Regions from separate parts of the Homo sapiens genome. Here region 1 is linked to region 2. Evidence: chromatin loops called from intact Hi-C (ENCODE). Cell type or tissue: endothelial cell of umbilical vein. All regions are shown on one strand.

Region 1 (8,000 bases), 370 kb after region 2:
ATTTTTAGGGGGGAGGGAGAAAGACGGGGGATGGAATATTACAATGTGGATACGATAACTTAGGGAGAAAGTTGCTGCTGACATAGTTAGATGAATCATTTTATAATCCTGAGCACACATTATACACATAATCAGTTCTCAATTGGGCAAGGGTCACATGAAATTCAAGATTTTAAGCTTTGAGGTATTAAATGATTTTAAAGGAAAAATCTACCCAGTGTCAGATGTGCTTATTCAATGAAACCCTCCAATAATATAATTGATGTCTAATTTCCTAGACCTGAGAAATGTTTTATCAAGACACTGGCGTTCTGCTTTTTTCTTTAGAATTAAAATTCAGGATATCAATATTTATACATTTCTAATTTCAACACAAAGGGTATTTGTTTAAAATATTAAATCTCTCTCTCTCTCTCTCTCTCCATTTTACAACTTTGCTGCCACTCATGAACCACAAGCTGTACTGACTTCATGATTGTAAGAGCATTCGTTAGTTTATATTTTCCCTTAGGGACAATTCTTGCATGGATATTTTCACAAAGTTCATAATTTCTATAAAAAACGCATGTGAAATAGCTTCACCTTATAATAGAAATTTACCAAAATATTATTTCCTGTGGTGATAAATATAGGGATATATATTAATAGCAAAGGTAACAATCTGTCTTGAAGCTATCTGAACTTTCACTCTACAGTAATGACTTATACTCCTTATTTTTAAAAAAATCATCATTTTGTAAGGCCCATTTATTCAACAGATATTTTGTAAGAGTCCATTAATTTACAGGTAATATTCAAGTGCTGGGTATACAGAGGTGAATAAGAAAGGTATTTTATTAAGAATACCTTAGGTTGCATATAACAAAATATATAGCTTAAAAGGGGCTTAAAGATAACAGTAATTTTTCTAACATAAGAACAAATACTAATGTAGATAATTCCAGGACTGGTTTGACAGCTTAAGTAAGGTCATCATGGGCCTAGGCTTTTTGCTTTTTCTATCTGTCTTTTCTGCCTTCCTCTGGTATTAATATTTCCTTTCTGTGAAGATGGCTATAGCAGCTCCAAGTATCCTGTCCTCACATGATAACATTAAAAACAGGAGGAGAGGCTGGGCGCAGTGGGTCACGCCTGTAATCCCAGCACTTTGGGGGGCTGAGGAGGGCGGATTGCCTGAGGTCAGGAGTTTGAGACCAGCCTGACCAACATGGTGAAACCCCATCTCTACTAAAAATACAAAAACTAGTTGGGCGTGGTGGCAGGCGCCTGTAATCCCAGCTACTTGGGAGGCTGAGGTAGAAGAATTGTTTGAACCCGGGAGATGGAGGGTGCAGTGAGCCGAGATCACATCACTGCATTCCAGCCTGGGTGACAGAGTGAGATAAAAAAAAAAAAAAAAAAGAAAAAAAGAAAAAAAAGGAGGAGAAGGCAGGAGTTTCTCATGTGAGAAGGGTCACTGCATACCCTGGTTTGGCTGGGACAATCACAGTTTATGGCCCTTTTACTTCTAAGGTGTTCTGGTTTGGATAAAATGTTATATAGTTGCCCTATTAACATGACATTTTTTTTTTCTAAGGGAGGGAAATATCTCTATGAAGTTCCCTCAGATAATGTCATCATCCATCCCAATGGTCAGGATTAAGTCACTTGTTCATCCTCTAACTGCAGGGAAGGTTGGGTAAGTCAGCATTTGGCATTTTAAACCAACATATTGGGAGAAGTTTTCTGCTTATCAAAAAGGCCAAGAGAATGTCAAGAACATCAGTCACAAATGACAAATCCACAGTCTCCTTGAGGTAACTGGAATTTCACCAAGCTACAGTCTGCAGGAATAAATGGAATAATATCACTCGACCCTACCAAGCCCCAGGGACACTTTCCCACATGGCTCTTGCAGTATGTCCCCAAAGGTTGTCCACCTACTTCTCTCATATGAGTCTACTGATTGCCTCCCTTCCTTTTGAGGAACTGCTCTCTTCTTCTGGGATCCTCTGGCCACAGTAGCACTGCCAAGACACTGCCAAGTAGCATGTTTTCTACTGACCCTGGAAGCCCCTCCTTTGCATTGCTGCCAAGACACCGCATGTGGTGTCAGAGCTGTTCAGACATCTGTGGCAAAGTAAGGGACAGGGCATCGCTCATCATTTATTGCCCGCTGTTAAAAAGTTCCAAAGCACTGCTCCTAGTGTCCTAAATGCTACCAAAGGTTTCAGTTAAACAGAGCTTGAGGGAGACAGGACTCAGATTCATCAATATTCAGCTCTCCTTTATTTTCATAAACAAGCTCCTTGAAAGGAAAATTTGCTATGACTTTGTTATTGGTTAATGATAGAGGAGGAGAAATCATGGACATTTCTTACAGGTAAAAGCATTTGTGAGTAGTGTATGTGAATCTACCACTCTCTTTCCAAAGCTGTACAGTGGTGAAAGAAGAATGTGTTGAGGCCGGGTGCAGTGGCTTATGCCTGTAATCCTAACACTTTGGGAGGCTGAGGCTGGCGGATGACTTGAGGTCAGGAATTCAAGAACAGCCTGGCCAACATGGTGAAACCCTGTCTCTACTAAAAATACAAATATTAGCCAGGTGTGGTAGCACATGCCTGCAGTCCCAGCTACTCAGGGAGGCTGAGGCAGGAGAATCACTTAAACCCGGGAGGCAGAGGTTGCAGTAAGCCAAGACTGCGCCACTGCATTCCAGCTTGGGTGACAAAGCGAGACTCCATCCCAAAAAAAAAAAAAATGTATTGAAACACAAGTGCCATAAGATTGAGACGGCCCAGATTGCAGAACAATACAGGGAGGATAAATGCCCTGGGAAGTCTCCTAGAACCACAGAAGACTTTACATGGGTGAGAAATATTCATGCATTCCATTAGTCCATTGAGAGTCTATCTGTTGCCACTATGTAGCTTAGCCTATCAGACTGAGATCCTTTCTTATGTATGGTCTGCCTGCCTGTTCCCTGTGGGATTTCACCTATGAGTCCAGTGGATGCTGGCCTTGGAAGAGGGAAGTTTGTCTTTTCCTTTTGACAATGAAAACTTATTTACTGGATCTGGCTCATTTTATCATTCTTCCTGTAGAAGAAGTTGTCTCTCAAAGCTCTTCTCAATTCTCAATTAGATTTCTGGAGAATGACCGCATAGTTCATCTACATTTCCCAGGTATATTTGAATCTATCTTTTTTAAAAAGATTTTTCTCTTTACTATTTTATTCTTGACCTCTAGAACTTGTTCATAAAGGATATATGTATCATTTTGATCCTACTTAATAACCTTGATATATACAAAGAATAACTAATTATATGTGACAGATGCTTCAAAGTGGAATAGACACAGCACACCTGAGGGGATGAGATGTGGAACAAGGCTGATGTGATGAGGAAAGGAAAGTATGGAAGGGTAGATGAGACTTATAATGGGGCTCAGAGAATGCAGAGATCTCATGCGAGAGGGATAAGGGAAGAGAGAAAAAAGAGAGTGGAATGATGTAGGCTAAATGGCACTTGGATAGGGTATAACTCAGAAACCATAAAAAGTGGAACAAAAGGCCCTGAAGAAGCTTTCAACCATATTTTCAAGTAGTTTGGGCTCAACTATATTTTTTCAAGTAGTCTGGGTTGCAAGTGACAGAAACCCACTCTGCCACAAATAGCAGGAGTACAGGTTTATCATGCAGTATCTCATTGCTCTCTTATCAAACAAGGTGATAGGGCCAAAAGACATACGCATTGCTTAGAAGCAGCATTGTGGTTCAAGGCAATATTTTCTTTCTCATTTTTTTTCCCCATTCACCTAGAGAAACCCTGTGACACAGGTAGACCATTGCAGGTAATCAAGAGAAGCTAAAGTAGGGCATATCTAAATTGGAGCCAGGAATATTTTAGTTCAGATCTTCACAGCTTTGTTCTTTCCAGTTTTAGGAAAAATAAAGAATTCATTCAAATCATAAGTAAAAATTACTATTATTTTTAAAAAGCTAGCTCTTTAATGCTGGGTCCAGAGTATGTTTTGTCTATTCCTACATACATTGCAGATTTAACTCATGAACCAAGCTGTTCTACAGTCCCATTTGAAAATCATCACCAATTGTGAGAGTCATTATAGTTAGTTTTGAAAATCTACCCTTCATTATACTAGCTTCCTAATGTTAATGAGTATGGAAGAGATGAAATTATGCTGGTCCATGACCCTTGTTGGCCATAATTAGAGGATGCCTAGGACAGCCTCCTTTCAGAGAAGCAGAGCACTTTGGAGGATGAAGAGTTGAAGGCAACGTAGGCCATTAGTACTCTGCAGATTCCTTGGAGGCTGCAGAGGATTATTAAGAGTCTAGTTAATGGGGCAACACATGAGTGAGGAAATGCCAGGGATTCCTTGGCTCATCAGACAATGCAGACACACTAAAAATTACAGAAGTGTTTTGGCTCAGGAGCTGGAGGAGTGCTGCCAAGTTCTAGAGACATTCCCCAGATTTCCCATAAACACTGGGCAGGCAGCGGGACCACAGCCACCCCTCCAGGAAACTGGCTCCTTTCATCATTAAATCGAAAGGGGGGAAATGACACCCTTGGCTAAGAAACACTAAAGTTCCCTTTTTCCACAAATGGAGAATAAGTACAGATAGAAGAGAAAGGCCACTTTCAAAGAGGCAATAAATCTGCCAGCATTTTGGCCTAACACAATTTCTGCTTATTTTGAATGCATACTCAGAAAAATGCCGGCCGAAAATCCAGATGTTTGCTGAACGTAGTCATGATATGGATCTAAAGGGAAAAAAAGGTAGATTACTGATTGGCTTTTCCCTTCCATCTGAGGGTATAGCATTATACAACACAAAGATATAGGAATGGAGCAGTATCATGAATATTTGAAAAATATTCTACCCCAGCATAATTCAATATGAAACATCTGCAAAACAGGAAAAAGATAAAAGGAAACAAACAAGAAAACAAGCAAATGACTGTAGGGAAGGACAGGAAAACTTACTTGCCCACATAGGCTCTGCTCCATTTATAGTTTTATCTTAGATTATTTCATAGTTTTGTTCAGAAGCTTTGGCATAACTGAATGCATTTCTTCTTTTTTAACTTTCATAGAAGTGACACTGTAAATGCATAGATGCTATCTTAATGTTCTGTCTGCTACGAAAGTGAACAAAACTTGATTGTTCTTTATAAGAAATGTACCTAGGCAATATGGCTAGATGGAAGCCACAGCATTTTTGTACATGGCCACAAAAAATCTTCACTCTTCTCTGGGTGAGATTAGAAAATTTCATATGAACTCTTGCTATTCCATCACATTCTAACATTGTTTTTAAAACAGTGCTCTCCAATTTCATTCTTTGGAATCTTAATTTTTACTTTGCTAGTTCATGATGCTGTTCTTTGTCTGATTTTGTAAATTTGTATATTTCTATATCTACATGAAAATAATATTTTACCTCAATAATTTGTTAAACCTTTGAGATAACCCAGTAAGTTCCCTAAAATATCAGGCATCAGGGGTTAATGGCCATGGAATATGTGCATTGTGTCTACATGGCATCCACAGCCTAGGAAGAGAGGACCTCAGTTGAAGCCCTGAAAGTTCTTCGTTTTCCTTGAATCTCACCCAACTCTTGCCCTTCACCCCTCCTTACAGTCACCTGAGTGAACTTCTAAACCTTCCAATGCCACCACAATCACATCTCACACATGCGGATGCTCTTCAGATTTTCAGCATAAAGTAACAAACTCCTTAGTACAGTTTTCAAGACCCTTTGCAATGCAACTTCTGGCCCACTTTCAAACTGATTTTGTGCCATGTCCTTATATGATCTGCGATTCCTCCATCCCTCCAGACACATAATCACTTAAGAATGTGTTTGAGCACCTACAACTTTCAGCAAAGAACCATGTGCTGGGGGTACGATGGTGCATAATAGGGATATTTCTAGACAGAGACAAGTAAAGAGGTAGTTCCAACAGTAGGAGATGTGTGGGATGCCATAGAAGGAATGGAAGGGGTTTCTAACCCACACTTGGTTGGGGTGAGATGGCCACAGATGGCTCCCATGAAAAATTAACATCTGAGACCCCCAAAATAAATAGAAGTCAATCAACCAAACAGTGTAGCAATGATTAGTACTCTAGAAGAGGAAAGGGTCTCCCCAGTGTCTTGTAAATAGGAACATTCTTAAAGAACTGGAAGGATTTTAAGAAGGCAGGAGTGCAGGACAGTGCTGCAGAATGAATTATTTGTATTTTCCCTAATGTGTCCTGTTCCTTCATTTCCCTGTATCTCTGAGGGAACTTTCATCCCAGTTATCACTTCTCGCATCCAACGATATCTTCCCCAACCATATCACCACCACCCTAGGAAAGCCTCCATGGTAACTCTCTGTGCCCTCCATACTGTACTTACAATGTTTCCCATGTAGTCTCTGCCTGTTCTGACACCTGCACTCAGCTCTGTATGCTTTGAGGGTGAGAATTTTGAGTCCTCATCTTTTGTTTTCCTGACTCCTAGCACTGAGCAAGGCACACAACAGATACACAGTTTTTCCAGTGCAAGGAATGGAGAAGGTTAAAATATCGTCCTTTATTCTTGCAACCCATCTGCAAATGCATTGGTCTGGGTTGTAAGATAGGCAATCTTTTCTGGATATGTACTGGGGAATGAAATTAATTCAAAGCCTCCCAGTGAAAACATGGGTGACTCATGAGATTTTTATCTCCTCCAGATAACAGAAAGGAAACAGTGACAGAACCACAACCTGATTTGTCTAAAAAGCCTACACAGAACATGCAGCCTTCTGAGGAGAATAATTAATTAGATTTGAGTGGAGAGAGAATAGAAAATGCAAATATTTGATCCCTTTTTGAGTGAGAGGATAGAGTTCTTTTTAATGCGCAAAGCATGTTTTAGAGAATCTTTGGAGACATGGCCCATCAGAAAAGGAACACAAAGCAGGCTATCAGCAGAGAAGCTCCTTTTACACAGCGTCTTCTTTTAGAAACAACTTTTCTTTCCAAATTAAAGAATAACATAACTTATAATCGGCAAATTTTGTCAGATTACAGGGTGGCAACAGACACTCTTTCCTACTTCTGCCTCTCAAAATATCTTTGCAGTAGCAAGGAAGGCAAAGAAAGAGGCATAAGTTTAGAAAGGCAAGAAAAGGAGAGAGTGAAAACAAAAGGGACCTAGGAAGGTGAGGGGATGCTGGTGCCTGAGAGAGGTGGTGTGCTGTATTACAGCCTCCCTGAGCTGGAAGGGACCTTGAGAGATAAGGGGGGAAAGGGTTCTTGTACTTCTTCTAATAAGGAAATAATGGATGCGTTACAAAGTGAAAGGATTCTCTTGGAAAACGTAGCTCACTTATACACACTTGGATGTGTATACTTTACTTATTAATGATAATGCTCTCCTCTCAGAAAGTTCCTATGGCATGAATGAAAAAGAAAGAATGTTTTTGCTAATCGTGATATTATGAAAATAATATGATCTCCTCAAAAGAGGAATTTCAACTAAAAGAACAGACCAGGTGTGTGGCCTCATTTGCATTTCATGGCTATAAGTTTGAAACAACCCCACATGAGTTTGGTAAAAATGCCAAACCCCTAAAAAGTCACATGCTTGGCCATTCAGCATGGCACCAGAACTTCTCTCAGCAAACCTACTGCTGATGAAACCCATACCTTCCACCGTGGCTCGCTTGGGCTGAATGGTGATGGCCCCTTCTGCGATATCTTCATGCTGGTGCAGTGGGTTTATTTTGGATCCCCAGCTGTCTGATCCCACCCAAAGAAAATGGCCAACTTGGTCAGCTCTTTTGGCTGCTGCAAGGATCTGCCTGTGGAAAGAAATATGGAAAGTTATATTAATGATAAAGAACGTCAGCTGAATCCGTGTAGATTGCAAGTCAGCAAAAGGAAAGGTACTATTCTTCCTCAAAAAGTAAATAATTGCAAAAAACTTGATAAAGAATTTATATCCCTAATATATAAAGATAT
Region 2 (8,000 bases):
AAAGTCCCATGTTATCAGTGTAGGAAAGAGAAAGGCCAGTCTACATCATTAAGCAATATTTTTCCCCTCCTGCGGTATGACCTCACTGCTTACTCTCTTGGAATCTCTCTAGAGACAGGTCTCTCTATTATATGAGTACAATAGGAGGTTCAGAGAAAATCAAAAGAGAACATTTTACTCAAAGCCACCACATGACTTTAATAACTTATTCCATGTTCTCTACTGCATATTTTTCCATAGTTTGGAATGCCCTGTTCCACGTGGATGAGGATGCTTGCCATAGCAAGTGTTGTTTTCCACTGTCGTGTAATATTGCTTAGGCTGAAACAGCGTGATGATAATATCCTTTCAGAGTATATTTTCTTTAGTGAGAGCCTAAAGCAATATAAAAGCATCTGTGGTGAATCCATTATTATTCTTATGCCAGCCCACTCATGTGGCCAGTTCACACATCACACAATACATCATTTTCTCTAATCTATTTATTTGAACACCTTTGGCATTTATTGGTATTTCTTGGGTATAACCAATGTTCAAACTAATCTTTAGACCCTTGTGGTCTTTCATTGACCCTTTTTCTGCTTTTGTGTGATGACTTGATGACTAAAGTTGGTTCAGTGTTTCTCAAAGGCAGAACTATGAGCCACAAATCATCATCAACATATTATCAATCCCGGCCAGTAAACCGATTTATTTTCTGCAGAGAAGGAACCAAGACAACTTTGAATTACAGATGGAAAGGCCATTTGTTGCTATTTCAATGGATACTTTTTTAGGAATGTGTACACTTCTTTGAATGTATTTACTAAAAATAAATTAGAACAAACAATTTACTAGGTCTGCATTTACTAAGCATCCCCCTTCTCTCCTTGTAGGTTTTCCACACTGCCTTCTAAGCCCACAGTAGGAAAACATACATTGAGAAATACTGAGAAATAGTTTTTCACCACTGGTAGTTTTAAAGTAGAGCATGTGTCGGAATGACCAGCAACAGTTCTCTGCAATTACTGGCTAGCTGTTCAGGAAGACAAATGTGTATATACTCATAAACGTGTTCCTTAGAAAATTAAGCAGGCATATGACCAATGGCAGCTGCTGGCACTAAGCTTATCAAATCGATCATCTTTGAAAATTCATTTCTTCCTATAGATATATTTTCAGGTAATCATGCACAGTTTCCATGGAAACATTTCTAATTCTCATTGGAGACAAGAACACATAAATAAATAAGAATTAGATTGTTTTCTTACCTTTGGGAAAGCAGTCAAAAGCTATACTGTTGGTGGGATAGTGTACCAAGTAACAGACTTTTGTACACTCTTTCTTACTGGTGGTATACAGTCTACAGGAAAAGTAAATATATAGGTATGTATAAAATAAATGTGCACACAATATTACTTTTTATTATTATTATTTTCCTTTTGGGAAAAGGCTGCGATAGAGACCATACACATCATGCCCACTCTTTTGGTGGGTTCAATATCCTTTGGTAGACCAGGTCACCTCAATTCAGGTACCTCTGAACATGGGAGTACTGGTGCCTCTTGAGTTAAGGGAGTTGGGTTTTACTTGCTTGAGTTAGAACAGCTGAGGGAACCAGCCCAAACATAATTTATCTATCTGCTCAGAGCATTATTTTCTTCTTCTTGCCAGCCCTTTTTTCTCACCCTAGTCCAGTCATGCTGTCCAGCCTGTGTGGTTAGTCCAAGAGGATGAAACAAGTAACATAATGTTGAGAATGTTAGGGATCCAAACAAATGGAGAAGCAAAACAAAACAAGAACCATAACAAATTAACACAGCACAGAAGTGTGTTCTAGAATTTTCTAGGCACCATTATTTGTGTAGAGTTTTGGTGCCCACATCCATTTTCCAGCAGTCTGAATTCTTTTTCTTTCTTTTTTTTTTTTTAAATAACATACCTCCTTATATTGACAGTCCTAGTTTATGTAACAAATTTATTTTGTTGAGAACAGCACAAGTTGTTATTTATGTATTTTCCTTATTGTAGATGCAAATATGGTAGCACAAGAAAAACACCATCAGAATACAATTCCATATCTTATTTTGTATTTCAGGTACAAATTGTTATTCTTCTAACATGTGGTTCATCATACAATGTGTTAATTGGCTTAAACCAGTCTTTTAGGTAGTCTATGTCCAGTCTCTATCCCAGAGTGAGTTCATCAGTCATACATCTCCACATCCAAAAAAAAGGGTGTGTCCCTCGCTGTCCACCCGCCTGCCATCTCTAGTTGCTGCTGACCTGCCAGAGTAAACTCTCTATATCTAGCTAAGGTCCTTGAAGTATTTCTCTGCACGGCTTGCGGGCATTAGCTTAGAAAATGGATGGTAGCTTAAGAGAAAGGTAGCTTAGGGCCAGGCCTCTCTTCACTGTGATCTTTTACTAAAGAAAGCATGAGAGCCAAAGACAATTTACAGAACATCTTCTGGTTGATACCAGTCCAGGTGAAGAAGGCTGCAGTTCTTATCCGCCCATCCCAATAAAGCCATGCTGCCTCTTAGTTAATATTATCCATCCAACTTGAAAAGGATCGTCATGGCCATCAATAAGCCATAGCCCAAGCACAACCATGGCATCTTGTTTATCTGGCATCTACAAGTTTGCCATGAACATACATCTGCCAAGTGAACTGTAGAAAGTACAGGGAAACATGCCAAATTCAGGATGCAGGTGGGAGAAACAGTTTGAGGTGCCCTTCTTCTTAGACAGGAATGTGAGAAGGCATCATCATGGCCAGATATAAAGCTATTCAAACGAGGCCAGGTTCTTTTACACTTTTAGCAATGGAAGTCTTATTTGCATAAATAAAATTTAGTAAGTAGCTGAGCTACAGCCCTATGCCCTCTGAGCTTGCTATTTTTCAATCTAAGTGCAGAGACTAGCAAGCATTGGCCCAACTCTGAATATCTAATATGCCAGCAGTGCGCAGATAAATTGAAATTTTGAGATTTACTTTTTGTTTATTCCACACATAATGGAGTTTTTCTTTCATACAATGGACTGTTAGCTAAGGAAGCAAACTAAGAGGATAATTATATTTCTTGAGGAAAAAATATGGTAGTATAAATGTCTTCCCATATTAAGTCAGCAAGCAAATTCATTTTTATGTAGACATGTAGCTGCAGTGTGGAGTTGGATGAGTAGAAGCATGCATGCACCAGATGGCAAACTGCAGTGATGGAGCAGAGCTGTTAAAAGTGAAAACACTGAAGATTGAAATACATTGAGACTAAGTGTTTAGAGCAACAATGAATAAGAGGACATTTCTGTTCCACTATTTACTTTGTAGCTCATAGTGTAAACTCTACTTCCTCTCAGACACCCTCCCTCAGAAAATATTGTACAGAATTTGCCCACTGGAGAGACAAATTCCTTTTTCAAGTGCATGAGCTACGTTTTTGTTTGTTTTTAACCAGTCAGCTTAAATTCAGAAAATAATGTCATTTATCTCTGTTACAAAAGTTAAGATATTAGAGATAATTTTAGCTATATTTGGCATTAAACAGAATATTATAATGTTACCTAGTATAGCATAGTCATATCTGTTTTTATTAATTGAATTTTTCACTATCGTTCTTTTCCTATATACATGCATTTTTGCATTGCTGCGGACTGGTTTTTCAAATGTCATTGCTGTCTATGATGTTACTTTTTCCCTATTAGTGGCTCGTTTTGAGATCATTTTAAATGACTATTTGTATGTTTGTCTCATCTCAAATGTTTTATTTCTTTGAGTTTTGACTTTGTCCTAGATCAGTATCAATGCTAAAACTTTGGGAGCTATATCCAATGTGGACTCAAATTGAGTTTCCTAGAATAAAATCCTTGTCAATTTCTAGAGCTACACTGTCCAATACAGTAGCCTCAGTCAAAAGTGTGTGCTTAAATTTAAATACAATGTAAATAAAGTTTACTTAATTAAAAACTAAGTAAAATAACAAATGTATTTCTTCAGTTGAGTAGCTATATTTCAAATGTTCAATAGCCACATGTGCTAGTGCTTACTCTATTAGACAGCACACACATAAAACATGATCGTCACTGCAGAAAGTACTGTTGGACAGCTTTTGTGCAGATAAGCTCTTTGGATTCTTTTTTGGGACTTTTGAGAGTTGGGTCATCAGAAACCCCAATGTTTGGAGGTACATGAATCTCCTCCTATGGTTTAGCCAATATCTAGTTAAGTTTTCATGGTGTTTTAGGGTGTGTCTACACAATAACCAAAGAGCTAAAGCAATTTAAAAAAATCTTTCCAGCTGGTGGTGAGAAAAAGACTCTATTTTATTTTATTTTTCTGAATTGTTTACCTTGGCTCTATGTAGACACTAGAACAACAACAAAGACCCAGTGAAACTTTTGCAAGGAAAGAGATACCAAATGAAATCATTGGAATACAATTTTTAAATTAATCAAATGAGGCCTCTACCTGGGCAGCCTTCTTTGAGCTCAGGTTACTCCTGTCTTTGTAGACAAAACAAGCAATAATACGTTACAGTATGTTTAAAGAATCTCCCACCAAACATCATTATATTCTGCATATACAAATGATATTACCAAATAAGGAAACCAAAAGCATAGTTCCTGCATTGGAATTTCGACATGCCATTCATATTCTAAGAAACAGAGGAGCAAAGAGGAACAAGCGTGGGTTGAAGAGTCAGACCTGGGCTTTAGTCCAACCTCTGCTGTTAACCACATGTGTGGCTTTGATAATGTTACTTAATCTTGGGAAGCCAAGGTTTCCTCAGTAAAATAAGAATAACAATATCTATTCTATAGATCTACTGTGAGGAGTAAGTGGGACATTCCACACAAAGCATTCCGCATAATGCCTATTTCAATGAGTACCTTATGCAAGCATTAGCATTAATGTCAGTGTTAGCATTTTAACAACCAATGTCATACCCAAAAAAGCCTCAACAAGGATTGCACCTCATCATTAAATAGCAACAGTAGTAATGTTTTTTGAAAGTTAACAATTCTTAAGTAGCATAGTATTGAATTGTCTAAACTCAAAACTTCTAATTTCGTCTTTTTCCCCAGTAAATATAGCCCTCCAATTATGTTTTCTGCTTATTGACTTTGAACAGTATCTAGTTAAATGTGTGTGTGTGTGTGTGTGTGTGTGTGTGTGTACAAAAATAAAGCTGTTATTGGAATATTTGCAAGAAAAGGTTTTATGAAATGCAAATTTGACAAGACAACCTATAATAAAAAGCCACTAATTATAAATATACATATATGTTTATCAATACAGGTATAGGTATAATAGATGCACACATATGTTCATATAAATTCTTCTCTTTTTTTTCTTTTTCTTTTTTTTTTTTTTTTTTTTGAGATGGAGTTTTGCTCTTGTTGCCCAGGCTGGAGTGCAATGGCACGATCTCAGCTCACTGCAACCTCTGCCCTCCTGGGTTCAAGCGATTCTCCTGCCTCAGCCTCCCAAGTAGCTGGGATTACAGGCACGCGCAACCATGCCCGGCTAATTTTGTATTTTTAGTAGAGACGGGGTTTCTCCATGTTGGTCAGGCTGGTCACCAACTCCTAACCTCAGGTGATCCGCCCACCTCGTCCTCCCAAAGTGCTGGGATTACAGGCGTGAGCCACCACGCCCAGCCATAAATTCTTCTTTTGAGGATTGAGTTTTATCTACCCTGTGGTGTTTAATCTACACTTAACTGCATCTTTTTAGCTACTATATCTTAATAAATTATGCTGAAACTTATTTCTAAGCAAAGCTTTTTGCCTCTTCAGGAAGGGAAAGACGTTGACATTTAGTTGATATAGTATTTTCTCAATATAGTATTTTGTGATACACTTATGACATAGTTATTATCTCTTTTATACATAATTATGTTGAGTTTTAGAAAAGCTCAGTGATTCTTAATGCCACATGGCTGGTAAATGGAGTGGTTTACATTTGAACCCAGGTATGTCTCAACCCAAAGCCTCTTCCTACATCACACTGAATGCCACAGCAAGTCACCATCCACTTGCCCTCCTCTCAATTGGCCACTTGCTCTGGAGACACAACAGAGCCTATATCATTCATTCTGTTCCTCCCTTCTCAGTATGTTCCTTTAGACTTGTCCTAGGACTTCTGTCACAAAGTCAAACTGGAGCCCACAATGTTGTTAATTAACCTTGTTACTTTGTCTACATATTTTCAAAGTATTTCACGACATTCACTCAACTATTCATAAATAGAGACAGGCCAAAATCACAGTTCTTTGTGTAGTGTTTGTCAGGATCAAACCCAGTTGGCTTCTTGGTTTTTATTAAAGATATCTCTCTTATTTGCAGAGCAAAAAGGATTTCTTCAAGAGTACTTAAAATTGAGACTTCCTTCTATTTGGCATTAAGCATTTGACACCAAGATCAGCTTCTAACTGAAATACAGTATGTCGTGAATGACTTAATGGATAACCTGAAATCCCTTCTGCCTTAAACAACAGGAAGTATCACAAATATTTGAATCTGCCTCATTCTAAATGCAACTAGCCAAAATATTCCTGGAAAACAAATCTTAAAACTAGTATTTTAAATCTGAAATTTACTCTTACCACCATATTGTTAGTAAAGTTAGCAATTGGGAATTCTAAGCATTTAACCTTTGAGCTGGTCTTGTGTTACTTACAAAGTGATAGCTATATGCCCATTTTACCTGGGGACATTTGCATGCATGACTAAAGGCTCCTAGAGTTTTGCAGATATGCCATATAATAGCATCTTAAATCCAATGTTTTTTTTCCTTGATTTCTTCCCTAAGGTTTGTCTTGCATAGAATAAAACTCTTCTCCAGTGGTATGGTAGATATGTTTTTCCCCACAGTATGATGCCGTTATCATGGTAGTGTCTGGCCCTGTGTACCTGGATTTGACAACTTTTTCCAATATTTTATATGTTTCTAGAAGACCTGATTAGTACAAAATAACTTTTTCAACATTCACATGCTAGAGGAAAAAAGTTTCGCTTCCAAAATCCTAATTAATTCCCACCGATACAGTTCATTAAGTATGGAAGTTTCCCTGACAAAAAGTTGTTGCCTTAGCAGGAAGGGTGCAAGAAAAGAACAACCTGATAGGTGCATTTGTCAGTTGGAGGATTCAGTACCAGAGGACAAGAAGCAAGGGAAGGGGGAGGCTTCACACTTCTGAAGCAGAGCCTCCAAAAGCTTCTTTCCAACAAGGAACAAAAAGAAAATGGTGGCAGGAATGAGTCAAACTCAAAAGAGCAGAAGCTGGCATTCACCAAGGCAACCCAGCCCATAAGACAAGAACGATCACAGTATTTCTCCAGAGAGGCAAGCACACCCCACATCTTCTAGAGCTTCCTGATGCAGGGTGGGAAGATGAAAGAAACGGAGAGTTACTTACTGTTTGGGTCTACGTTTTCACAGAGCTCGGTCTTTGCCTCACCGTTGGGTCTGTCACTGGGTTTGTGTGACAGCCTCGATGACATGGTGGCTGCTGTGACTACCGCCTTGAAGCTTCGCTTCCGTTTCTGGACATTGAGTTCAGGGTGGAAAATGATGATGTACACTTTCGGCATGTATAGCATCCCCAGCGCCACTGATGCACTTAGGTTCATGGAGATTGTAAGCGTGGTAGTTTGTATGTAGAGCTAGGAGACACAACACACAAGGCACTATTACAAATAAAATGACTGCAGTAGGGGTCTGAACACTTAAAGCGATGTCAAGAACGACTATGGCTAGGAGATAAAGCAATCTTCAGGGCATTTTGATAAATAAAGGAAAGCACAATAACTCTGCACAGTTATTGGAGAGCATATGCATGTATTAATTGATTGAATGCTATTGGGTCAATCCATGCACATGCTTGCCCTACAGAAGTCTCTTATATTAAAGTTCAGAGTAAACCTTTAATCATATTTGAAGGACTTCTAATTGAAGTGGCAGCTAAATATAAAGACATGAAGACCATAGAAATCTGTAATCTTGATTAAGGTGT

Evidence for each region. Hi-C counts contacts between places; a loop is a spot of excess contacts. Peaks named below come from ENCODE experiments on the same cell type or tissue, not always from the same donor. Only the 100,000 strongest peaks of a DNase experiment are listed, where the experiment ranks them.
Region 1: a loop joins it to region 2, with 7 times the contacts of the local background. A loop is called at or near these places in 2 of 110 quality-filtered maps.

What each region holds. Positions count from the first base shown.
Region 1 is chr3:7,306,338-7,314,337 of GRCh38, reverse strand. It overlaps GRM7 (glutamate metabotropic receptor 7), which reads right to left. Exons shown (of 10, transcript NM_000844.4): 4 at 7,686-7,840. Among named protein-coding and RNA genes, the nearest start is that of GRM7-AS1, 220 kb to the left of the region's middle. In endothelial cell of umbilical vein, no CTCF peak of the experiment used is centred here; DNase peaks (open chromatin) are centred at 4,467, 6,697 and 7,247; H3K27ac peaks cover 4,624 bases.
Region 2 is chr3:7,679,699-7,687,698 of GRCh38, reverse strand. It overlaps GRM7 (glutamate metabotropic receptor 7), which reads right to left. Exons shown (of 10, transcript NM_000844.4): 9 at 7,404-7,650. Among named protein-coding and RNA genes, the nearest start is that of GRM7-AS1, 150 kb to the right of the region's middle. RefSeq lists an enhancer at 4,503-5,070. In endothelial cell of umbilical vein, no CTCF peak of the experiment used is centred here; a DNase peak (open chromatin) is centred at 4,688; H3K27ac peaks cover 1,497 bases.